2 separate regions of the Homo sapiens genome follow, and region 1 is linked to region 2. The links are chromatin contacts, found by Hi-C or POLR2A ChIA-PET in ENCODE. All regions are on one chromosome and are shown on one strand. Each heading gives the region's core, a stretch centred on a gene start or an enhancer-like site at or near the end of the contact. The rest is flanking DNA. Distances are from core to core; before and after follow the strand shown. Region 1 holds the start of LOC105374928 (a long non-coding RNA gene). Region 2 holds the start of TMEM14B-DT (TMEM14B divergent transcript).

Region 1 (5,858 bases), core at 2,726-5,225, 670 kb before region 2:
AGAAAAAAATAACAAAATAAAGGACTTGGAGGATAAACGAAAGATCTGACTTACACACGGCTAACAGAATTTCCAAAAAGGTAGAAAGGCAATATTTGAAGAGGTATTTGCTGATGCTTTTCCAGAGGTGAAGACGAGTCTTCAGAGCAAAGTCCAAGCACCCAGAGGTATAGATGGTAATTGTACAAGATAATATATGTAGTGAAACTAGAAATCATTGAAAACAAATAGAGAGGGAAACCCTTCAAAGCTACTAGACATAAAAAGACAGGTTACTTACAAAGGACTTACAGTTAAACTGACAGCAACTGTAGTTACCAGTGAGAGGTGACAATGTACTAGCAGCCCTCGTTTGCTCTTGGCGTCTCCTCGGCCTCAGCGTCCACTCCAGCCGCCCTTGAGGAGCCCTTCAGCTCGCCACTGCACTGAGGGAGCCCCTCTCTGGGCCAGCTGAGGCCGGAGCCGGCTCCCTCTGCTTGCGGCGAAGTGTGGAGGGAGAGGCGCGGGCGGGAACCGGGGCTGCGGCACGGCGCTCACGGGCCAGCGCGAGTTCCGGGTGGGCGTGGGCTCTGCAGGCCCCGCACTCAAGAGCGGCCGGTCGGCGCTGCAGGTGCTGGGCAGTGAGGGACTTAGCACCTGGACCAGCAGCTGTGGAGAGTGCTCCGGGTCCCCAAACACTGCTGGCCCACCCGCGCCACGCTCGAATTCTCACCGGGTTTCAGCCGCCTCCCAGAGGGGCAGGGCTCGGGGCCTGCAGCCCGCCATTCCCGAGCCCCCCCCATGGTGGGCTCCCGCGCGGCCCGAGCCTCCGCAACGGGCACCGCCCCCTGCTCCGTGGCGCCGGGTCCCACTGACCGCCCAAGGGCTGAGAAGCGCAGGTGCGGTGCGGCAGTGGTAGGCAGCTGCGCCCGTGACCCGGCCAAGGGATCCACTAGGTGGAGCCTAGGCAAAGCCAGTTGGGCTCTTGAGTCAAGTCCTGACTTGAAAAACTTTCATGTCTAGCTGGAGGATTGTATATGCACCAATCAGCACTCTGTGTCTAGCTAATCTGGTGGAGACTTGGAGAACTTTTGTGTCTACCTAACGGATTGTAAATGCACCAATCAGCACTCTGTGTCTAGCTCAATGTTCGTAAATGCACCAATCAATGCTCTGTGTCTAGCTAATCTAGTAGGGACTTGGAGAACTTTTGTGTTTAGCTAAAGGATTGTAAACGCACCAATCAGCACTCTGTGTCTAGCTCAGGGATTGTAAATGCACCAATCAGCACCCTGTCAAAACAGACCAATCAGCTCTCTGTAAAATGGGCCAATCAGCAGGATGTGGGTGGGGCCAAAGAAGGGAATAAAAGCAGGCTGCTCCAGCCCGGCAGTGGCAATTTGGTTGGGTGTGCTTGTACTCTGTGTAAGCTTTGTTTTTTGGTTCTTTAAAATAAATCTTGATGTTGTTGATTCTTTGGGTCAGCATTGCACTGCTCTTGTGAGCTGTAACAGTCACTGCAAAGGTCTGTAGTTTCACTCTTGAAGCCAGCAAGACCGTGAAAGGGTAATGAACAACTCCAGACACATCACCTTAAGAGCTATAACACTCATCAGGAAGGTATGCAGTTTAACTCTTGAAGCCAGCAAGACCACGAACCCACCAGAAGGAAAAAACCCTGAACCTGTCTGAACAGCTGAAGGAACAAACTCCAGACCCACAACCTTTAAGAACTGTAACACTCACTGCAAGGGTTTGCGGCTTTACCCTTTAAGTTAGGGAGACCAAGAACCCACTGATTTCAGTCACCAGAGGATTTCAGGAAAGAATCATGCTCAAAATGTTCAGTAAAATTAACTCAGACTAAAGTTTTATTCCCCAACTATGATTTAAAAAATGAGAAGAAATAGGCCAGGTGGGGTGGCTCACACCTGTAATCCCATCAGTTTGGGATGCTGAGGTGGGGTGGATCATAAGGTTGGGAGATTGAGACCGTACTGGCTAATACGGAGGAAACCTGTGTCTACTAAAAATACAAAAAATGAGCTGGGGGTGGTGGCACGTGCCTGTAGTCCCATCTACGCAGGAGGCTGAGGCAGGAGCATCGCTTGAACTTGGGAGGCAGAGGTTGCAGTGAACCGAGACCACAGCAGTGCACTCCAGCCTGGGCAACAGAGTGAGACTCCATCTCAAAAAAAAAAAAAAAAAAAAAAGACAAAGGCAACTTTAGACCTTTAGACTCTTAAAGAGCCTAGAGAGTTTACCATTAATTGATGCTCATGAGCACAAATATTAAAGGATATATTTAAGCAAAAAGAAAAGTCGACCCAGAGGGAAGGCACATAGGATACAAGAAAGAGTGGTAAACACAATATTAACAAATTGTCGGTTTATTAATTTAATGTTGACAATTTTAAAAGCTAGTTTAGCAATTTTGGGAAATCTTTAAAATCTCTAGGAGGTAGTTATTTAATAGGTAGTTAAATATACCCAGGGGTTTTGTAACATTCAGGAATTTTCTCAATAAATTTAGATGTTAGGAAAAATATTATAGTTGAAGATTAGAGATGGTAATTGAAATACCTTAAAATGATAGAAATGCTTCCAAGCCAACAGTGGGGGGTAATATTCATGAAGGATATTATTAAAAAACAGCTTTATCCAAAAGAAGGCATGGAAATACATTTTTTAAATCCAATAAAAATGGATAGTAAAAGGAAAATAGGGTAGTAGAAATAAATGCAAATATATCAGTGATTATGACAGTGAAAATGAATTAAATGCATCTGATAAATGACAGAAACTAACAGATAGAGCTTTGTAAGCTAGCTAGTTGATGTCTATAAGAAACACTAAAAATCTCCAGCACAATCAGACAGAAAGATTGAAAGTAATGGGAAAAGTGAAAACTTGCAATTAATAATTGTTAAATAAGTAGAAGGCCATTAGCCTGAGGCTGTGTTGATTCTTTGAATTCCTACATAACAAACTGCAACCTAACTTAGTGCGTAAACAAACTGAAACTTAATTTAGGAGTTCAACAAATAGCTGAGTTTCAGCCAATCACAGGCAGCCAACTCATTATGCCATGCCCAAACAGGAAAGTGCCACATCACACCAGGTTCAAATAAAGTTGAAGTTTACCTGTAACCAATCAGGTGATTTCTCTACTTTGCTTCTGTGTTCAGCCTGTAAAAGCTTGCTGCTTGCATTGCTAGGCAGAGCTCTCTGAACCCCTTCTGGCTTGAATGCTTCCTGATTCATGAATCTTTCTTTGCTCAAATAAAGTCTGCCAAATTTAATTAGTCTAAAGTTTTTATTTTAACATAAGCAAAGAAATTTTGTGTAACAATATCAGTATTAGACAAAATAGAATTTCAGACATAATGCATTAGTAAGAGTAAAGATAAGTACACATGGTAACAAAAATTGAAATTCACTAAGAGATAGGAAACACAAACATATCTGGAAAACTTTTGACATGTCTTCTTAGGTAACTCATGAGGACAAAAAGGGAAATCACAGTAAATGTTGCAAAATATTCAAATACCTACGTATTTTAAGCCTATGATTTTAGGGACATAGACATTTATGACAGAATTAAAAAATATTTACAACAGAATAAAAGTACTACCTATAAAAATGTTAGCTGTAAGTGCTTCTTAAAGGTAAACATGTAATTTTAATTAAATTAATTAATAAAGTAAATATAATTAAGTTTAAGAAAGAGCAATCTAAAGAAGTTTTAAGAAAGCAGAAATTAATAATATAGAAACAAGAGAAGCAGTAGAGAGGATGAAAAGAATCAATACCTGTTTTTTAAATGACTTCACAAAAATATAATTCACATACTAGTTCGCTCATTTAAAGTGAACAATTCAGTGATTTTTAGTATATTCACATAATTACACAACCTTACCACAATCTAATTATAGAATATGTTCATCACCCCAAAAAGAAACCCTGAGCTTCTCCTAGAAATCACTAGGCAATTAGTCACTACCTAGAGGTCACTAGGCAACCACTAATCTTTCTTTTTCCTTACACATATAGTAATAAAAATTAACAACAACAACAAAAACTTTTCACAATGAAAAGCCCAGGTGCAAGTGGCTTCACTGGTGAATTCTACCAAACATTTAAAGAAGAATGCCAACCCTTCGTAAACTTTTCCAAAAAATAAAAGATGAGAGGCTTTCTTCTATAAGACCAGTATTACCTGACACCAAAACCAAAGATATCGAAAGAAAGGAAAACTACATGCAAACTCTGTAATGTGACAAGAAATTTTGGCATCATTCAGCCTCAAAAGTCAATTCTGTCATCCAGCAGTAAGAAAGTTGACCATGAAGAACGTGCATTATATGCACGCGTCTAAGACTTCTTAATGGCGGCAAGTTTGATTTGCCCACATTGACATAGATGGGTGCATGCCCACAAGAGGGAGCCTCCAAAAATGGCAGCTGGACTTAGATTCCATGACACTATATATTCCATTCCTATTTGCACACATAGCATGTTAAAGTTTGGAAGCTCCTCCCCTTTGAAGGAAATGCACTAGTTTCATGAACGAGAGCAAGGCCACCCCATGAATAACTGTTGAACTAAGCTGTCAGGATGTATTCATTTTCACTCTCAGAGATGCTTTCCTCATTATCACCCACAGCAACTCAGTCCCCTGAGCTTTCCTCTCCACTCCTTGTCAAAGTCTCTGAGAATGTTCATTTACATTAAAGTATAATGAATAACAATACAAAAAAATATTTCAGTCAGATTATGTGCATTTCACCAAAGATTTGAGCTTAAAGCTGAAGACTGGACATTGATCTGTTATCAGACAATTTTTAAAAATTATTTTTTGGTAGAATAGAGTCTTGCTATGATGCCCAGGCTGTTCTCAAACTCCTGGACTCAAGTAATCCTCCCTTTTCAGCCTCCCAAAATGCTGGGATTACAGGCATGAGCCACCATGCCCCTCCTGTCATCAGACAAGTTGATAAGGACAAATTTAAGGGGAAAAACCTTGTGAGTACAGACAGCCTCTGATTTTCCTAGTACCTAAAAACAGTACATTTACCAAGAATCTACTTTAACTCTGATGCCAAATTCTAGGAAACTGGAAACAAAGAAGTAAGCACTCTTGGTATGCCTATTTGCATATAGCGCCTGAAATTTGTCCAGCTATACATAGAAGAGGTTCTGTAAGCAAAAAAGGTACACAAAGAAAACATATTTATCCGCAAGTCATGTTTTCTAGATGAATCTTGTGTTTCGTCCCAAAGATATATATTTAATGAAGATTATTGAAAACCTTTGTAGATGCAGTCTCAGAAATATGTATAAATGACTTTAAAACTCCTGTTAATTTCCATAACACGTGACTCTCAAACAGACCTTTATACTCCTTTAAGGATTTAAAAGACATTTCTAGTATCTGATAAACAGTCACTTTAAATCACAAGTATTTACCACTATAATCACGGGGGAATGTGTGGCTCAGCCTCTGAAAGCCCCATTTCCCTCCTTTGCCCCTGAGATTAAGAGCATCCAAAAGACAGGTATTGTGTTTGCTCTGGGACCATGCAGTCCCTTAATTCCCATTGGCACCATCTGGACTAATTCCATTTTAAGACCAACTAGGTGGGGTCTCTAATCACTGGCAGATCTCTTATCACCAAGTCAGATCTCTGCAACTACCAATGGCTTAATCCTTCTTCCCTTGCAATGCCATATAAAGTGTTAGTCCTCGGCTGTTCTAGTAGAAAAATAGCAGAAGGCTGCAGTGTAGGAAATCTGATGAAACACAGAGTGACCTCATGAGTTAAAAATGGGGACAACCAAAAAACAAAATGAATGGTGGAAAGAACTTAAGTTTCTAT
Region 2 (5,865 bases), core at 3,331-5,830:
GGGAAAATGCAGGCTCAAGTCATTCTGGAGCATGAGGGAGGGAGCTGTTAGGCAGAGCTGGGACCTGGACACACCTCCTTCCCCAGCACACCCCATTAGCCATCACGGACCTCCCTTCCCCACCCCAGCTGATATGTACAGATCACACGGCTTCTCCCTCCCACATGGCACTCATTCTCACACGGGGTTTGTAGAGACCGCAAGGAACCCACACTCATAGCAGTGTCTGACACATGGGTGGAGCTCCACAGAAATGTACTGAAAACCACTCTGATGAGGACTCTTATGTCCTCCACACCACTCACTGTCCTCACTGTCCGTGCTGCTCACAGGGTACCTTTCCAGTCCTGCTTCTATGCTCATGTCTTACTTCCCCAGTGAAGTCAGTTGAAAGCTCCTTGAAAGCATGGTCTACGTCTTATATATTTAGTTAGCTGACTGCTAAAGAGGTGATTTTCAAATGTGAAAAACGTAACGCAGCTGCAAACCTAACCCAGATACGTGATATTTTAGTGATACTGAGGCCAATGGTCTTCAGCGGAAAACCTCAACGGTTGACACATATTTGTCTTATACAAGTTTAATGCTGACTTTACTGGGTAAATATGGGTAATACAAGTTTGATACTAATTCTACTGGGTAAACACTGAAAATAAGGCCCACAGAGGATGGATGACTTTCTGAGAGTCACACAATTCACAAGGTATGGAAATCTTTCCATATTATCTACATAAACAATAAACAGGAACCAGGACAATTCCCACCACCCTTCTCCTATTTTAAAACTTTGAGGACTTGGACTTGGAGAAGCAGTGAAACTGTCGTAAATTAAGTGGGAAGAACTCGCTCCATCCCACCAAACCAGGGTCTTTTGGAAAAGAATATTCCAGATACATGATTGCCCTAAGGAGACGCTGAAGCAGACATACCTAGGAAACCCCAAACGTTCCTTGGATCCTGATACAGCTGGTAAGCACCCAGGCCGGCTAGACTGCCGAAGAGCAGCCCTGCAGCCAGGGACGGCACGCTGCCTAGAAGGAAGCAAACGCAGCTTGCATTGTAATGTCAGGCACTTATTTCACTAACGGAATCCACCAGACCTCCTGCCCTACAAAGGACAGCACAAAGAACTCTCAACACAGCTCACAGCCAAGGTGGACTCAAGCAGGAAGGCGTTAAGGAGAGTGTGCTATCTTCTCAGAGAAGTCAGGGTCTTCCCACCCCATTTTTCTCTCCTCTAATAGGCAGGGCACTTCCATCTAAGGAAAGGAAAGAAGGCCATCTTCCCTCCTTAGACAGAACTATGACTAGGCCTTCTTTTGTAATGCCTAACCTTGTTTTTACTAACCCTGTTTTTAGACTCTCCCTTTCCTTTAATCACCTAGCCTTGTTTCCACCTGAATTGACTCTTCCTTAGCTAAGAGAGCCAGACAGACTCCATCTTGGCTCTTTCACTGGCAGCCCCGTCCTCAAGGACTTAACTTGTGCAAGCTGACTCCCAGCACATCCAAGAATGCAATTAACTGATAAGATACTGTGGCGAGCTATATCCGCAGTTCCCAGGAATTCGTCCGATTGATAATGCCCAAAGCCCCGCGTCCATCACCTTGTAATAGTCTTAAAGCCCCTGCACCTGGAACTGTTTACTTTCCTGTAACCATTTATCCTTTTAACTTTTTTGCCTACTTTACTTCAGTAAAATTGTTTTAACTAGACCCCCCCCCCACCCCATTCTAAACCAAAGTATAAAAGAAAATCTAGCCCCTTCTTCAAGGCCGAGAGAACTTTGAGTGTTAGCCGTCTTTTAGGCCCCAGCTAAATAAACAGACTCTTAATTCGTCTCAAAGTGTGGCGTTTTCTCTAACTCGCTCAAGTACAACACTTTCTAATCAGGCCTCATCAACCATGAAGGGCTGGAATTGTGTACAGGCAGGACCTCCAGCAAATCACAAAAGCAGAAGGAAATAGGGCCAGGCAGTTAAAAAAAAAATAGAAGATCAGGAGAATAAGAAGTCTGGTGCAGGGATTGGGGTGGGAATGCAGGCAAGGACTAGGGGGCAAAAACAAGCACAGCCACTGACACACCCCTGCCTGGCCTAATGAGGAAACTTCAAAATACCAGTCTGTGTAGGCCAGAGGTTGACTCCTACTTAAGCCCAGAGATGGCACTTGGGGGTCATGGCTGATGAATGGCAGTCAATGATAATAACAAACTACAACCACCCCTGCCTACCTTTAGATAAAGAGGCAAAAATAAGTAATTCCACAAGAGGCCTGGCTCAGCTTCACCAGATAAGCAAAAGGCAAGGGCAGGAGCTGCAAGACTGACAAGGAAGCCTGCACTCCAGCTTGGGGACCTACAGCAAAGCTGAGTCAAACGAGATTGCTTCTCAGGGACACAGGCACTCACATTTCACTGGAACAACGTGAAGATGTTAAGAGGCTAAGTAACAACAAAACCCTACCTGTTTTTACATAGCCAACGATCCCACCAGAAACAACCAGTGCTGTGTAGCCAAAGCCAAACCAATGCAAAGGCACTCTGAAAACACAAGAGAAGTCAGTGAGAAGTCAGTGCTAACCTGGATTTAAAAACAAACCATATTGTCATAGGATGGGGCTAAAAGGTAATCATTCCCCACAGGTCCTATGTGCCCACAGGTACTATCACTGAAAATAAGCACCACAGAGGTTGGATGACTTTCTGAGAGTCACACAACTAAGCAAAGCTAGAGCTGGGACTCAAACCCAAGTTTCTGGCCCACAGGTCCAGTGATCCTCCCATCCCGCACGCCATCCCAGGCAGTCTACTCTTAGGGTTCTTTTCAGCTGAGGAAAGGAACTCTGGTTTCCAGAAGCTCCTGGCTACTCTCTAACCATTTACTGTCTACTCACAATGGGAAGAGGGGCTTCTCCATTCTTCTCTTCTCAGTCCAGAAAGGAGACTACCCCAGGCCTGCATCTGGGGAAAACAAGCCGGATCAGCAGTGGTTAAAAGCACAGCTCCCCAGCAGTCAGAAAGAAGTGTGTCCAACCTGCAGGCTATGCAACCTAAGTCTCAGTATCCTTCACTGTACCATGAGGATAACACTGGTACCAATTTCCTGGGGGTGTTGTGAGCATTCAATGGATGTCACATGTAAAGGTGCTTAGCACCTAGTAAACCCTGAACAGATGCCGATCATTTCACATAGGTCCACAGGAAACTCAGCAAGATCCACTGACCAGCTCTATAATCAGGGAATGTGTTAGTCATTTCATTAAGCACTCACATTATCACTAAATCGGAAAGCAAATACTCCCGTGCCCTTAATCCAACTACTTTAATGTCTCTTTTGAGGGGTGGTAGGGATGTTGCTTTTCTTCACTGATGCAACAGCCAATTTCAATACTCAATTTTTTTTTTTAGAAACTTCTGCATCCAACTCACAGTTCTCGTTAGGAGGGCAGAAGGGGAGGGTAAAATACACGGAAACTCAAGTCAGAATCACATGTGACATTGCACCCTTGGAAAAACAGCTCCTATTTTCTTACAGAAAAGTATTCTGTATGCAGTGAACCTAACAAGATGGAAAGCAATGCATACGCCGTTTATTCTGTTTAAAGAATTAGGCCAGGCAAAGTGGCTCACGCCTGTAATCCCAGTACTTTGGGAGGCCCAGGCAGGCGGATTACCTGAGGTTAGGAGTTCGAGAACAGCTTGGTCAACATGGTGAAACCCATATTCTATTAAAACACACACACACACACACAAATCGGGCATGATGGCATGCACCTGTAATCCCAGCTACTTGGGAGGCTGAGGTGGGAGGATGGCTTGAGCCCAGGAGGCAGAGGCTGCAATAAGACATATTCAGGCTACTGCACTCCAGGCTGGGCGACACAGCGAGAACCCCTCCCCACCCCCCAAAAAAAGAAAGAATTAATTTCCCATAAAACGGGGAAGGGCAGCGGGCTTGGGATCTTGCCCACAGTTCTTAACTCGAGGCGGCACTGAGTAAGGGAGGCTTTTAAAGAGCTGGAGCAACAAAACCACCAGGAAACGAGGCAACACTATGCTACAAGGGTAAGCCTTTGCCTCAGGAGCTCAGGTGCTCCGAGCATCCACAGCCTCTTTTAAGACAAGCAGAAAATACCCAAGGAGAAAAGCACCGACCACACGGCATAAAGGCCCGCTGAATCGGGGGGACGAAAAGCAGACGGCCGTGAAACTCCTAAATAATCCCTAAAAGTTAAAAGTGGCAGAAAATAAAAACAATACTCTCCAAAGACCTGCACCGACCTGCCGAAGGCCCGCGGAGTCCACTACGGAGCGCAAGCCGCGGGACACAGCAGCCAGGTCTCTCCGGAAACGCGATTGCGTGCGCGCTGCGCCCCGGGGCCGCGGCAGGGCGGGGAGAAAGGCGGGACGTCGTGGCGCGTGCGCAGTGTCCTTGGAGAGAGGTGAGCGGAGAATGGGGACAGTGGGGGCGGGGCTTGAGCCGCGGATTACCAGCACGCGCCCTGCATCCCGGGGGCGGGGAGTGAGGCGGGGCATCGCGGCTAGCGCCGTTGGCGGGGAACCGGGCGGGGAATCTCTGTGCTTCCTCAGTCCCCAGGCCCAGCACCTGCAGGGCCGACCAGCTCCAGTCCCAGGTCCAATCCTGAGTGGCCAAAAGCCGGAAACCCGGAGTTGGAATTGGATCTTGCACAAGCTGGACCACGTAAGCTGGGCCAGGCCAGAGGTGGAGGCCACCGCTGCGGGAGGAGGGCATCTGATGATTTTGAAGGACCCCATTAATAGAGGGTATAAACCAGGTGCGGGCCATCAGGGAGGATTGTCACTCTGGCCCGATCTTGTTTGTTTACACCAGGAAGGGCCTGCCTTCCACCTGCAAGAAAATATGGCAGCTGCAGAATAATGTGGCGCAATGCCAAATATCCGTTTGTTTTAGGGAGTGAGGCTACTTGAGAAGCATCTTAAATGGGGAGAGAGAGCAAGTTAAATCTGATTTCCACGCAGCTCTGTGGATTCCGAATGTCCACAGTATGATGTTATCTCCATTCCCACTTCCGAGCCGCTCCTCTTCTGTGTTTCCTGCACCACCATTCGCTCAGTTGCTCTACACTAAAATTTGCTGTCATCGTTGACTTCTCCCTCTCCTTCATCCCCTACAAGTATCAACATAGACAACTCCGATCAATATAATCATCAGTGAATAAAGCAAATTGCAGCGCATATTCTTAAAGACAAACTTTCCACTTGCAGCAGCACCTACCTTCCAGATAGCTAAATTGAAGCCCGTGTTTATCATAGCTGCTTCTAACCAGCCAGAGCTGATAATAACTAAGAACTTGCAGGAATTGCAGTATGCCAGACCTTCAATTTAATTGAAGACTTTCCTGAACAATTAATGAGACTTGTCTTAACCAGCAGGGAATGGCTTTAGGGACTCATTCTTCCCTATGCAGGTGCAAGCCTCAAACCTTAATTAGGATCATCCACCATGATCCTCGAGCCCTTCCCCACCTTATACTTGAAGAGGCTGAACCTCAGAGAATTAAATTACCTACAGTCCTGGTCACTGGTAGAGCTATTATTTAAAGTAAGGTCTAATGTCAAAGCCTGCGTCCTTAATTCTACCATATGCTGCTTCTTGCAGTGTCGTTCCTCAACCAGAACACATAGCTCTTCTGTGTAGGTAAAGTCCATCAAAACATGTCATAAAATAAATTAAAGAAATTGGTTTCTGCTCTATTTCAATTAGTACCAGAGTAAAACAATCAATGATTTGTGTTTGGGAATATTTCTAGTTGGCATTAACGTTGTTAGGAGATAGCTTAGCTCTTCACTGGGGGCCCACTGAATTATCGGAACCCTGGAAC

Evidence for each region. Hi-C counts contacts between places; a loop is a spot of excess contacts on that map. ChIA-PET counts read pairs that join two places held with the same protein, here RNA polymerase II (POLR2A). Pooled maps may share reads with other maps.
Region 1: a pooled map shows a loop between it and region 2 (1.8-fold over the local background). The contact joins the enhancer-like site here to the promoter of TMEM14B-DT in region 2. A Hi-C loop is called at or near these places in 1 of 50 pooled maps. POLR2A ChIA-PET finds 5 or more read pairs at or near these places in 2 of 52 experiments (OCI-LY7 and activated CD8-positive, alpha-beta T cell).

Annotation. Positions count from the first base shown.
Region 1 is chr6:11,412,013-11,417,870 of GRCh38, reverse strand. LOC105374928 (a long non-coding RNA gene) reads right to left here and starts at 508. Exons shown (of 5, transcript NR_187824.1): 1 at 292-508. It overlaps LOC105374929 (a long non-coding RNA gene), which reads right to left and starts at 252. Exons shown (of 3, transcript XR_926485.3): 1 at 55-252. Within about 2 kb of position 3,975, at least 3 of the 41 ENCODE cell types and tissues checked have a DNase peak (open chromatin) inside an H3K27ac peak, as active enhancers do.
Region 2 is chr6:10,746,299-10,752,163 of GRCh38, reverse strand. It overlaps TMEM14B-DT (TMEM14B divergent transcript), which reads left to right and starts at 4,580. Exons shown (of 2, transcript NR_187231.1): 1 at 4,580-4,703. TMEM14B (transmembrane protein 14B) reads right to left here and starts at 4,359. Exons shown (of 6, transcript NM_030969.5): 1 at 4,283-4,359; 2 at 2,896-2,962; 3 at 2,466-2,542; 4 at 930-1,031. The coding sequence starts at 2,918. RefSeq lists silencers at 4,330-4,389, 4,345-4,565, 4,400-4,629 and an enhancer at 4,750-4,799.